Linked DNA regions of Homo sapiens: all the other regions are linked to region 1. Evidence: chromatin contacts called from ENCODE Hi-C data. All regions are on one chromosome and are shown on one strand. Each heading gives the region's core, a stretch centred on a gene start or an enhancer-like site at or near the end of the contact. The rest is flanking DNA. Distances are from core to core; before and after follow the strand shown.

What was found. A loop is a pair of places that touch in the nucleus more often than their neighbours do. Pooled maps may share reads with other maps.
Region 2: a loop to region 1 is called in a map with no recorded cell type, with 5 times the contacts of the local background. The contact joins the promoter of CCL3 here to the enhancer-like site in region 1. A Hi-C loop is called at or near these places in 5 of 37 single-sample maps with no recorded cell type and 7 of 50 pooled maps.
Region 3: a loop to region 1 is called in a map with no recorded cell type, with 9 times the contacts of the local background. The contact joins the promoter of CCL3L3 here to the enhancer-like site in region 1. A Hi-C loop is called at or near these places in 4 of 37 single-sample maps with no recorded cell type and 3 of 50 pooled maps.

What each region holds. Positions count from the first base shown.
Region 1 is chr17:32,527,660-32,531,724 of GRCh38, forward strand. The region is part of intron 21 of MYO1D (myosin ID); the gene reads right to left. Among named protein-coding and RNA genes, the nearest start is that of CDK5R1, 43 kb to the left of the region's middle. Within about 2 kb of position 1,337, at least 2 of the 41 ENCODE cell types and tissues checked have a DNase peak (open chromatin) inside an H3K27ac peak, as active enhancers do.
Region 2 is chr17:36,088,457-36,092,590 of GRCh38, forward strand. It overlaps CCL3 (C-C motif chemokine ligand 3), which reads right to left and starts at 1,687. Exons shown (of 3, transcript NM_002983.3): 1 at 1,530-1,687; 2 at 727-841; 3 at 1-306. The coding sequence starts at 1,602. The coding sequence ends at 216. CCL3-AS1 (CCL3 antisense RNA 1) reads left to right here. Exons shown (of 3, transcript NR_186417.1): 3 at 1,090-1,406.
Region 3 is chr17:36,193,456-36,198,011 of GRCh38, forward strand. It overlaps CCL3L3 (C-C motif chemokine ligand 3 like 3), which reads right to left and starts at 3,303. Exons shown (of 3, transcript NM_001001437.4): 1 at 3,143-3,303; 2 at 2,343-2,457; 3 at 1,414-1,921. The coding sequence starts at 3,218. The coding sequence ends at 1,831. It overlaps LOC128966706 (a long non-coding RNA gene), which reads left to right. Exons shown (of 2, transcript XR_008485584.1): 2 at 2,675-3,012.

The DNA of each region.
Region 1 (4,065 bases), core at 87-2,586:
TGGTGGTATGTGCCTGTAGTCCCAGCTACTCAGGAGGCTGAGGTGGGAGGACTGCTTAAGCCCAGGAGATCAAGTCTGTAGTGAGCTGTGACTGTGCTACTGCATTCCAGCCTGGGCAACAAAGAGAGACTCTATAAAAATAAAACAAAACAATAAAAGCTACATAAAAGCAAAACAACTTTTTTTTTTTTTTTTTTGAGGCAGAGTCTTGCTCTGTCGCCCAGGCTAGACTGCAGTGGCACGATCTTGGCTCATTGCAATCTCTGCCTCTCGGGTTCAAGCAATTCTCCTGCCTCAGCCTCCTGAGTAGCTGGAATTACAGGCGCCCGCCACCAGGCCTGGCTAATTTTTGTATTTTTCTTACAGACAGGGTTTCACCATGTTGGCCAGGCTGGTCTCGAACTCCTGACCTTGTGATCCACATACCTCAGCCTCCCAAAGTGCTGGGATTACAGGCGTGAGCCACTGCGCCCGGCTGACTTGATTCTTATGGTGGTAAAATTGGCCCATTTGGGTTCTACCCCACTTAAGGCTTGCCCTCTTCTGCCCCACTGGGCCAGTGGTTTTGGGGAAGAAGGTATCCAGTACCTTGATCAGAGGCGATGTCTAGCCTCCTCTGCCCTTTGGAGAGCTGGTAGCAAGGCACTGAGGAATTACTGCTTTGCAGGTGGGAGAGGGTGAGATGGGTAGGAAGTGCATGGCAGAGCTGGGAAGCTGGCTCCTCAGAACTGGGAAGTTGAAAGAAGCAGAGCCAGCTCTTGAGTAGAACTTAGGGGTGTGTATATGTGTGTGTGCGTATGTGTGTGTGTGTGTATGTGTGTCGGGGGAATTACTGGGAAGGGTAGTGTGTGATGCTGAATATGCCCTCCCACCCCCAAATATCCACATCCTAATCCCTGGAACCTGTGAATGTTACCGTACGTGGCAAAAAGGCCTGCAGATGGGATTATGTAAGGCTGCTGAGATGGGGAGATTATCCTGGATTATCCAGGTGGACCCTAGATACAATCACAAGTATTCTTTTAAAAGAGAGGCAGAGGGAGATCTGACACAGACAGGAGGAGGAGGAGGAGGCAGTGTGATCCTGGAGGCACAGATCAGGGTGAAGCAGTCACAAACCAAGGAGTGCCGGCAGCTCCCAGAGGCCGGAGGGGTGGAGGAGTGGATTCTCCCTGAGAGCCTCCAGAGGGAACAGGCCCTGCCCAACGCCCTCGTTCTGGCCCAGTGAAATGAATGTGGACTGCTGGCCTTAATAACTGTGAGAAAAAAACATGTCTGTGGTTTAAAGCCACCAAATCTGTGGTAATTTGTTACAGCGGCAATAGGAAACTGACATAGATCGGTAGATGGTGTCCTCGGATGAGACTTCTGGTTTACTTCCTGTAGGCATTAGATGGTGGGACTCCTAAGTGAGAAGAACAAGTGTTGCACATCATTACATGCAATGTGCAGGAGCAGTATCAAAATTCTGCATGTGCGCGTGCACACACACACACAGCCCAACCCACCCCTCACTTGGATCTGAATCTGTGTCTGTTGTTAACTAGCTTGTACTTCAACAGGGAGCTGTGAATTGAGCAGGAGGATCATGAGACAAGCTGCCCCAGGTAGTCTGGCAGGGTCTCAGAAGGCATCACAGAACATAGCAGAGGCTATAGCAGGAAGCAGGTGAGGTGTCCCTCCAGAGACGTGAGCTGCCTGGACAGAGAGGAGGGAAGAAACCCACCAGAAAAGGGGCGGGTGGGGAGGGCAGGACCTGTTTTGCAGTTGTAAGTTTCTCCCTTAAGAAGAATACAGAGTAAGGGATGCTAGACCCTTTTCTGTTTCATCTGAAAACACTTTCCACAGGGGTAAACTCTATAATCGTGTGTGTGTGTGTCTCTAATGCAGGGGCAATGAGCTGCTGGGTGTGCTTTGTGGATGTGGCCAGGATGGGCTCAGGGGGTGCTGCTTTCAGGTGGGTGAGACTCACATGGACATATGTGGGTGGGCAGGTGCCTTTTGCTTAAGGAATGGCATCAGGCCCAGGATGCTAATGTGTTTCTATGGGCTGTCTGAGAGAAGACAGGGAAGGGGCACAGGCGGTGAGAGATTTCCCGGATGAGACATGAACACTCCTCTCCACGATCATGGCTGCCTTCCAAGAGGCTCTCCAGGGACAGCGCTCCTCACCGTGGGGGAGGCCCCGTGCTGACTCCCAACGCGTAAACAAACACGGGGAGCCAGGCAGTCTTCCCACTGTACCTGGGCTCCACAACCTCAAAGGCTCCCAGCTGTATCTCCACTTGAACAATAGCGTTTTAAACTCCTTGGTTCATTACCAGTCTGCATCACCTATTCAGCATTCACAAGGTATACAGCACTAGAGGAGGTTTCGTGGAGCTCTGTGGTAAAAGTAGATGGCAGAGTCTCAGTTCTCCAGGGACAATGAGACAAATATAAATTAAAAAACATAGGTGACAGTTATCTAAGGCATGTGACACCAAGGACAGGCAAGGAGCCCGATCTGTGTTCATCGAGCCGCTCCATTACACTCTGTCTGTGGTCTTGGGAAAATCACAGAACCTCTCTAAGCCTTTTTGTCCATCTATAAAATAGGCTTAATACATTTAAAAATGGCTTAGAAGATTTTGAGAATTAAATGAGATAATGTACGTGAAAGCCCTTTAAAACTATAATAATTGCATCTCAACAAATGCTGTAATGTAGAACATAGGGAAATATTTTAAAATTACATGATGAGAAGAGAAAAAATTACAGACTAAGTGCTAGTCTAATTCCAAGAATATAATAATTTCATTGTGGTGCATCAGGACACTCTGGGACAAGAATGAAAGACATCATTCAAGACAAAAGAAAGGCTTAGTGCAGTAGCTCACGCCTGTAATCCCTGCACTTTGGGAGGCCGAGGTGGGAGGATCACTTGAGTCCAGGAGTTTGAGATCAGCCTGGGCTACATGGTGAAACCCCATCACTATATGAAATGCAAAAATCAGCCAGGTGTGGTGGTGCATGCCTGTAGTCCCAGCTACTTGGGAGGCTGAGGCGGGAGGATCTTTTGAGCCTAGGAGTTTGAGGTTGTAGTGAGCTATGATGATGCCACTGCACCCCAGCCTGGGCAACAGAGTGAGACCCTGTTGCTAAAAATAATTTTTTTTTTTTAATAAAAGAGTATCTCACCATTGAGTATAATTGACATTGGTTTCTGTCTGCTCCCTTCTTTTAGTTCTCTGTCCTCACTCCCTTTGGAGAACTGATCCTCCCTCACTGCAACTCACCATTGAGTATAATTGACATTGGTTTCTGTCTGCTCCCTTCTTTTAGTTCTCTGTCCTCACTCCCTTTGGAGAACTGATCCTCCCTCACTGCAACCCAGGGTGGTGCTGCCCAGCATAGGCCGACACTCCCCAGCCTTGAGGATGGGCATGTGATCTACCAATCCCAGGACCTGCTCCCTCTCCTCCATGCCTTGGCCTGGGTACAGGGCATGAGAACCAAATTGGGCCAATCAGAGACTTCCGTTGGGATTCATATATTTTGAAGTCAGATAGGCTTTCTCTTTCTTTCAGGATGCTAAGCTGACATAATGGAAGTCTGGAGCTGCCTGTGACCAAGGTTTCCCCTGTGTAGAAGCCTACTGTCGGAAAAAATGAGGCCAGCACACAGAGACTGAGAGGAGTGGAGAAAGAGAGCTGGGTTGGGAGGAGAAGAAAAGGATCTTGATGGTGATCACGTCCTTGGTTCTAGTGCTTAAAGTCCCCAGGGTCCTGCAACTCTCTGAGTTCCTTCTAGGACATTCAATTTTGGGATTAAATTGGTCACTTCATCAGAAAGAGTTCTGATTTATATAGTAAGCTTACTCTGCAATACCAAATAAAACTTGATGGAAGGCAAATAAGAATGTTGTTGGAAAAAGATTCTATAAAGGCCATTGCTTTTCCTGAAAAAATGGCATCAGCTCTGCATTCAGACATTAATCCCCAATTTTCTAAACCTGGCTCAAGGCATTAACCTTTTGTGTGCATCAAACAAAAATGGCCATGTGCATGCATAATGATGGATAGC
Region 2 (4,134 bases), core at 437-2,936, 3.6 Mb after region 1:
AACACACTGTGAAATCGAAAATAAATTACAAAAACTAAATAGTATAAATAAATTAAAATTTAAGTTAAGAAGAGTCCCACAGTGTGGCTGTTTGGCAACAACCAGTCCATAGAAGAGGTAGCTGTGGAGGTCACACGCATGTTCCCAAGGCTCAGGCTCCTGCTCCTCCCCACTGGGCCCACCGAGGTCGCTGGGCCTCGAAGCTTCTGGACCCCTCAGGCACTCAGCTCCAGGTCGCTGACATATTTCTGGACCCACTCCTCACTGGGGTCAGCACAGACCTGCCGGCTTCGCTTGGTTAGGAAGCTGTGGAGAAGGGAGGAAGAGTTAAGCACTGGGGAATCCAGCAGGGGAATCCTGGGCCCACCATGGCCCCACCATTCTGCTCTCTGTCCTGGGCAGCTCAGGGCTTGCTCCTCTTTCAGGGGCCCCCTGCCTATCTCTGTCTAGAGAGCTTCTCTCAGTGACTCAGTAGGGGTGGCCCTCAGAGTGTCCCGCTGCCTCCTTCTTCCTGTCCCTTTCCTCTGGGCTGGGGCAGCCCTTCCTGACTCTGTAACACATGCCTCACTCCAGCTCCAAGTCAGGTCACACCTCGGAGCCCTGCGTCCTGTATCCCCGATAGGCTCCTGAAGGCTGGGCCTTTCCAGGATAGCCTTCTGGCCTGTCTCTGCCCCAACCCTGACCCTCCCTACCTCCATAGAGGTGAGCAGGAAGACTGGCACTTACATGACACCGGGCTTGGAGCACTGGCTGCTCGTCTCAAAGTAGTCAGCTATGAAATTCTGTGGAATCTGCCGGGAGGTGTAGCTGAAGCAGCAGGCGGTCGGCGTGTCAGCAGCAACTGTGGAGAAAGGAAGAGAATGAGCCCGAGTCACAGCTCAGAAGAAAAGGCCAGGCAGCTTCTGATCCCCGAGCAGTTGAGGAAGGCAGGCTTGCTCAGACCAAGTGACTGGAAGGCATTTGGGCATTTTTGCTGAGAAATGTCTCTTTGTTTCTGTCTGTATCCTTCTTTCTCCTTGACTCTTCATAGTGGGTTCTCTGTTTCTCTGTGTGATCCAGATACCTGAACGGACTGTTCTCTTATCTCAGTTCTCTTCAGGGAATTTTGTCTGGTTCAAGAAGTCATACCCCAACCCAAGAGAAGCCTTGGACATCTCTCATAAGACATCCAAGGGACAGAGCTCCTGGGAGACCTAGAGTGAGCTGGAGAGTGAACAACATACCCCACTGGGAAGTAAGCAGCCCTGGATTCTGCCTCTTGCTAACTGATTCGTTTCGAACCCTGTTTTTCTATCTGTAAAAGGGACTGTAACTCCCCTGCCCCTGCCTAGATTCTCATACCTGGAGACTAGGGGGCTAAGACCCCTTCTAGAGATAAAAATAAAAGTCTTAAAGAGAAAGACCAAGATGTTTGGCAGCCCTTTAAGAAGTTCTCTTTTCTCTTGGGGGCTTTTAGGCCACAAGAAAAGATTGATGTGGTCTAACCATGGCCAGAGAGTGGTGATACCCACAACGAAACTCAGACTCACGTGATGCAGAGAACTGGTTGCAGAGAGCCATGGTGCAGAGGAGGACAGCAAGGGCAGCAGTGGAGACCTGCATGATTCTGAGCAGGTGACGGAATGTGGGCTCGAGTGTCAGCAGAGCCAAGAAAGGACTGACCACTGTCTGCTGCCCGTGTCCTTCTGAAGTCTGAAACCAGCTCTCCTCTTTATAGGCAGCCCTGGCGGATGGGGAAATGGAATCTGGGGGTGAGGAGGGAAATTTTTAAGCGTAGTGATGCTGTCATGCTAAGTTGCACAACTCAGGGTCCCTGGTGACCACAGGGGCTCAGGATATCCAAGAATAGCATCTTTGAGCTATTCTCTAACTCTCAGCTCTCAACTCATGACTTGTTATAGTTTCATAGGGAAATGGTTTCTCCTGTGAGTGTGAAGAGGGGTATATGTCAACCCAAGGCTATTCTTAGTCAGTCCCTTCTCATAAGAACTGGTCTGTGCATGAACTCTCCAGCCCCATTCCTTCCCACAGAGCTGCAATTCTGCTTCCTCAGCTGCTATAACCACAGGGATAGGGTTGATGGGCTGATGCTGTGGAGGGCTGCACAACCCTTCCTCCTCCCAGAGGCAAAGAACTGAATGAAAGCTGGAGGAATAGAAAGCATGAGGTCATGTTTCAGTCATTTGTCTATTTATTAGTCATGTAGTGACTAGGGCGCTGTGTTAAACGCTAGTTGTGGATCATAAAAATACTTTAGAGGTGGGTGTCAATATGTCAGGTGCCTAGAAATATCTGTAGCCATTAACCTAGAAAAAGCATTTCTAGGAAAGAGTTCTGTGGAAACAACCCAAATATGGAGCCATCTTCAAACATAAAGATACCTGACCCAGCATCGTTTATAACTCTAAAATAAACAAAGCTAAATTTTTCTCCATCAGGGAATGATAAATTATCCACTAGATCATTTATTATTAAGTCTCTAAAATGAATGAAGTGGCATAAATATGCTTATAACATCAGTGGTTAAAAAAAGCAAGATACGACATTATACAAATTCTACAAAGTCTGAAGAATTGTACAAATATATATATATATTTGTACTATATATACATGTATTTGTACATATACACATATATATTTGTACAAATATATATATATTCCTTGCCAACCCTAAGCATGGAAAAAAATACAAAGGCTTGGAAATACATGCCTTAAAGAATGAATAGTTCTTATATTTGTGTGATAGGTCCCTGGGTGATTTATTTTCTTATTTTTTTCTTTTTCTGAATTTTTCTCATTTTACTTAGTTAGACTTTATTACCTTCTTGGTCAGCCCACAAATTTATAAACTAATTTTTAAAAAAACATTTCCAACATCACTGGTTGAAAAATAGGTTGTTGTCAGTTGTTTAATCTGAAAGAAATTATTGATAAATATGCTGAAGTTTCTGTTCAATGGTTTTGGCCAAAATGAAGTCTTGATTTCCCATTTCTTTGAACCATTTTAAGGATCCTATACTATACTTACATAAATCATGCCAAATTGAAGCAGTTTTTTACTTATTCTTTTCAATACATAATTTCAGTGGTGTGGAAGGGTCTCTACCTTCTCAGCCAGATTATATGCTTTTTTTTCTTTTCCATACTTTGTTATTTTATTCTTTCACAATCAATCAGCATACCTCATTTTATAATGAGAAATAGATTTAGTTGGTTTTAATGATCTTTGTTTCTGAGATGCCCCTGATCTCGTGGGGGCAGGTAGAGTGTATGAACAGGTAATTGTAGCATTTAGCCGAAAGTGCTAGGACTCCTAGTAGAAAAAGAAATGAAAGCTCAGAATCCCACGAGGGGAAGAAGTGACCTTCCACCAGAGGGTTGGGGAAGGCTTCATGGAAGGGATGGAACTTTAGTTGTGTCTGGATAACTGCCCGGGATTTAGGCATCTATAGATGAGTGCCCAGCTGAGGCAGAGTCCTGAGTGTGACATTGTGGGTTCAGAGGAAAGAGGGGGTGCTTCAGTGGAGCTGCAGAGCAGTGGGGGTGAATATGGATGATAAAGCTAAATTGGGACCAAACCAGGACAGGCCTTGTATTCCCCCCAAAGGGGTTAGAGTTGATACATTTGATGCTGGAGAATAACAGAGGACAGAAGCCAAGTGCGACCATGCCTTTGGAATTCTGTCCTTTCTAAGTGTCTGTAGACTTAGGTCTTTTAATACACATGGGCTCTGTTTCCTTCCCACCCCAATGATGGCTAGTGCCAGTCTTGAGGGAGGAGAAGCAGAAGCAAGATCAGGGGCCGTGGTAGGTTTCACCGGAGCTTTGGCATCCATGTATCTTCCCCTATTGCTACCAATTCCAAATAAAGGTATCTCTGCCACTTGTATCATTAGAAACCTACATCACAGGCAATGCCTCCTTCTCACCCCACCCTCTGCCTCCCAGCTCTCAGTGATACCCAGAATTGCATTCCCTCACTCACTTCTTAGGGGAACCCCCTCCATACTCGTGATTCCATTTCTGAGAGCTGGCTTCTGTGAGTTGTGGAGAGTGAGAAAAGGAAATGGAAACTGCTGAATCAGTCAGTGTTCTGATAAGGGACATCTTCTATCTCTGTCATTACAGCACCGT
Region 3 (4,556 bases), core at 2,053-4,552, 3.7 Mb after region 1:
TATAGATGTGTGCTGCTTTTGTTTACTGACTGCAGAATATTCCATTGATGGACATCTTAATCCTCTACTTATTAATCCCCTACTGATGACTGTTTGCATTTCTTTGCTCTTTACCAACCATACTTGAAAGAATATCCTCATGTCTACATATTCTTATCTTTTGGCAGTGTTTCTATGAAGCAGATTCCTAGAAATGGGATCAGGTCAAATGGGATGTAGGTCACATAGTATGTGCATTTTAATATCTGCTAAGTAGTAGTGTTTAATTATGCTTTAAAGAGTTTGAGCCCTACAATTCTAAACATGTTTGGACACAGAAATTAGATTATTTTAAACAAAATGAAATAAGCATAGCTCATAAAAATTAACACGTTTGGTTTTCACACAAATATTTTGAATTTCCCTTTCTTCTGCAAAAAGGACCCTAGCTTAGTATGCATTTCTTGTACATATAATGCAAGCAATCCATCTATTAAATAACTTACCTTTCAAACCTATAGACAGCATCCTGCTCCACACAGAAGCTGGTTGTCTTTTCATTCTCTAACATTAGCTATTTATTTTGTAGAGTGTAGATTCTAGAGAAATAATGTATAATACACCTGTTGCCATATGCAGAGACTTACCACATTTAGAAAACAGTGGTGAATTCTATTGACAGTGGCTCTCAGTCATTAACATGCTATGGAACACCTCATGAGCTTGATAAAAATATCAGTTCCCAGGTCTACACCTAAAGATCCTGATGTAATTGGCTTAAATAATCACTGCTGAAACACTCTATGTCAACTCAGAATCCTGACAGGAAGTGGTTGCAATGGATAAAGTATCATCTGTTAAAGAATGGGGTAAGATTTGAGTATAGGCGGGTCATACTTTGGGAAATAACTTGGTCAATGGTTAACAGCATAGTCTGTAGTTCAATAAAAGTCCAGTTTTGGAACACAATTGACCGTTTACGTGCTGTGTAACCTCAGCCAAGTTGTCTAACCTTTCTGAGCCCTGGGTTACTTTTCTGTCAAGTGGAGGTATTAATAGTACCTAAGCTGTACTATTGCATTGGTAAGATTAAATGAACAATGTATAAAAAGCACTCAGTAGGAGGAGTAAGCCTCAACAATGTAAATAATTGCTATTAAGAGCTTGATTCATCATGAATATGCCCTACAGAATACTCTGCTTAATGGTGGCCATTCAAGTAGTTAATTCTCCTAGAGCGTGCATATTACGATTTGAGTTATAACATATTCGTAGTTTCAATGTTCCAGAATTTTGTGAAGTGGATAACTCTGTCGCAGCGCTCCCCATCTCTCCCAATTTCCCTCCATTTCACCTCTTCCTAATCTTTGCCTATGATTCCTCTTAACCAGTGATTTTGATTTGCCAGAAAAACAAAACCAAACTCAATACTGGTTTACCGTTTAAAAGAACATCTTTATTATTTCCCCAGGCCGATCACAGCCCTGAACAAAAGCATCTGATACACATTTGTCAGTCTGGTGGCTTTGGTGCCATGACTGCCTACACAGGCCGATGACAGCCACTCGGTTGTCACCAGACACACTGTGAGGGAAGGTGGAGGGGACAGGGGGAACTCTCAGAGCAAACAATCACAAACACACTGTGAAATCAAAAATAAATTATAAAAACTAAATAGTATAAATAAATTAAAATTTAAGTTAAGAAGAGTCCCACAGTGTGGCTGTTTGGCAATAACCAGTCCATAGAAGAGGTAGCTGTGGAGGTCACACGCATGTTCCCAAGGCTCAGGCTCCTGCTCCTCCCCACTGGGCCCACTGAGGTCGCTGGGCCTCGAAGCTTCTGGACCCCTCAGGCACTCAGCTCCAGGTCACTGACGTATTTCTGGACCCACTCCTCACTGGGGTCAGCACAGACCTGCCGGCCTCTCTTGGTTAGGAAGCTGTGGAGAAGGGAGGAAGAGTTAAGCACTGGGGAATCCAGCCGGGGAATCCTGGGCCCACCATGGCCCTGACATCCTGCTCTCTGTCCTGGGCAGCTCAAGGCCTGCTCCTCTCTCAGGGGCCCCCTGCCTATCTCCGTCTAGAGAGCTTCTCTCAGTGACTCCAGGCAAGGGGGCCCTCAGAGTGTCCTGCTGCCTCCTTCTTCCTGTCCCTTTCCTCTGGCCTGGGGCAGCCCTTCCTGACTCTGTAACACCCACCTCACTCCAGCCCCAAGTCAGGTCACACCTCAGTGCCCTGCGTCCTGTATCCCCGATAGGCTCCTGAAGGCTGGGCCTTTCCAGGATGGCCTTCTGGCCTGTTTCTGCCCCCACCCTGACACTCCCTACCTCCCTAGAGGTGAGCAGGAAGACTGGCACTTACATGACACTGGGCTTGGAGCACTGGCTGCTCGTCTCAAAGTAGTCAGCTATGAAATTCTGTGGAATCTGTCGGGAGGTGTAGCTGAAGCAGCAGGCGGTCGGCGTGTCAGCAGCAACTGCGGAGAAAGGAGAGAATAAGCCCGAGTCACAGCTCAGAAGAAAAGGCCAGGCAGCTTCTGATCCCTGAGTGGTTGAGGAGGGCAGGCTTGCTCAGACCAAGTGACTGCAAGGCATTTGGGGGGTTTTGCAGAGAAATGTCTCTTTGTTTCTGTCTATATTCCTCTTTCCCCTTGACTCTTCATAGTGGGTTCTCTGTTTCTCTATGTGATCCAGATACCTGAATGGACTGTTCTCTTAGCTCTCTTCATGGAATTTTGTCGGTTCAAGAAGTCATACCCCAGCCCAAGAGAAGCCCTGGACATCTCTCATAAGACATCCAAGGGACAGGGCTCCTGGGAGACCTAGGGTGAGCTGGAGAGTGAAGAACAGACCCCACTGGGAAGTAAGCAGCCCTGGATTCTGCCTCTTGCAAACTGATTCGTTTTGAACCCTGTTTTTCTATCTGTACAAGGGACTGTAACTCCCCTGCCCCTGCCTAGATTCTCATACCTGGAGACTAGGAGGGCTAAGACCCCTTCTAGAGATAAAAATAAAAGTTGTGAAGAAAAAGACCAAGGTGTTTGGCAGCGCTTTAAGAACTTCCTTCTTTTCTCTTCGGGGCTCTCAGGCCACAAAAAAAGACTGATGTGGTCTAACCATGGCCAGAGAGTGGTGATACCCACAACAACAACATGGACTCACGTGGTGCAGAGAGGACCTGGTTGCAGAGAGCCATGGTGCAGAGGAGGACGGCAAGGGCAGCAGTGGAGACCTGCATGATTGGGAGCAGGTGATGGAATGTGGGCTCGAGTGTCAGCAGAGCCAAGAAGGGACTGACTACTCTTTGCTGCCTGCGTCCTTCTGATGTCTGAAGCCATCTCTCCTCTTTATAGGCAGCCCTGGCGGATGGGGAAATGGAATCTGGGGGTGAGGAGGGAAATTTTTAAGTGTAGTGATGCTGTCATGCTGAGTGTTGCACAACTCAGGGTCCCTGGTGACCACAGGGGCTCAGGATATCCAAGAATAGCATCTCTGAGCTACTCTCTAACTCTCAGCTCTCAACTCATGACTGGTTCTAGCTTCATGGGGTTTCTCCTGTGAGTGTGAAGAGGGGTGTGTGTCAACCCAAGGCTATTCTTAGTTGATCCCTTCTCATAAGAACTGGTCTATGCAGCCAGGCATGGTCGCTCACACCTGTAATCCCAACACTTTGGGAGGCCGAGGCTGCAGATCACCTGAGGTCAGGAGTTTGAGACCAACCTGACCAAGAAAGAGAAACTCCATCTCTACTAAAAATACAAAAGTAGTCAGGCGTGGTGGCACATGCCTGTAATCCCAGCTACTCGGGAGGCTGAGGGCAGGAGAATCGCTTGAACCCAGGAGGTGGGGGCTGTGGTGAGCTGAGATCATGCCATTGCACTCCAGCCTGGGCAACAAAAGTGAAACTCCATCTCAAAAAAAAAAAAAAAAAAGAATTGGTCTATGCATGAACTCTCCAGCCCCATTCCTTCCCACAGAGCTGTAATTCTGCTTCCTCAGCTGCTATAACCACAAGGATAGGGTCAATGGGCTGATGCTGTGGAGGGCTAGACAACCCCCAGTCCTCCCAGAGGAAAGGAACTCAATGAAAGCTGGAGGAATAGAAAGCATGAGGTCACGTTTCAGTCATTTGTCTATTTATTAGTCTCGGAGTGACTGGGGCGCTGTGTTAAACGCTAGTTGTGGATCATAAAAATACTTTAGAGGTGGGTGTCAGTATGTCAGGTGCCTAGAAATATGTGTAGCCATTAACCTAGAAAAAGCATTTCTGGGAAAGAGTTCTGTGGAAACAACCCAAATATGGAGCCATCTTCAAACATAAAGATACCTGACCCAGCATCATTTATAACTCTAAAATAAGCAAAGCTAAATTTTTCTCTATCAGGGAATGATAAATTATCCACAAGATCCTTTATTATTAAGTCTCTAACGTGAATGAAGTGGCATAAATATGCTTATAACATCAGTGGTTAAAAAAAAAGCAAGATAAAACATTATACAAATTCTATAAAATTTGAAGAATTGTATAAAGATATATATATGCCATGCCAACTCTAGGCATGGAAAAAATTAAAAG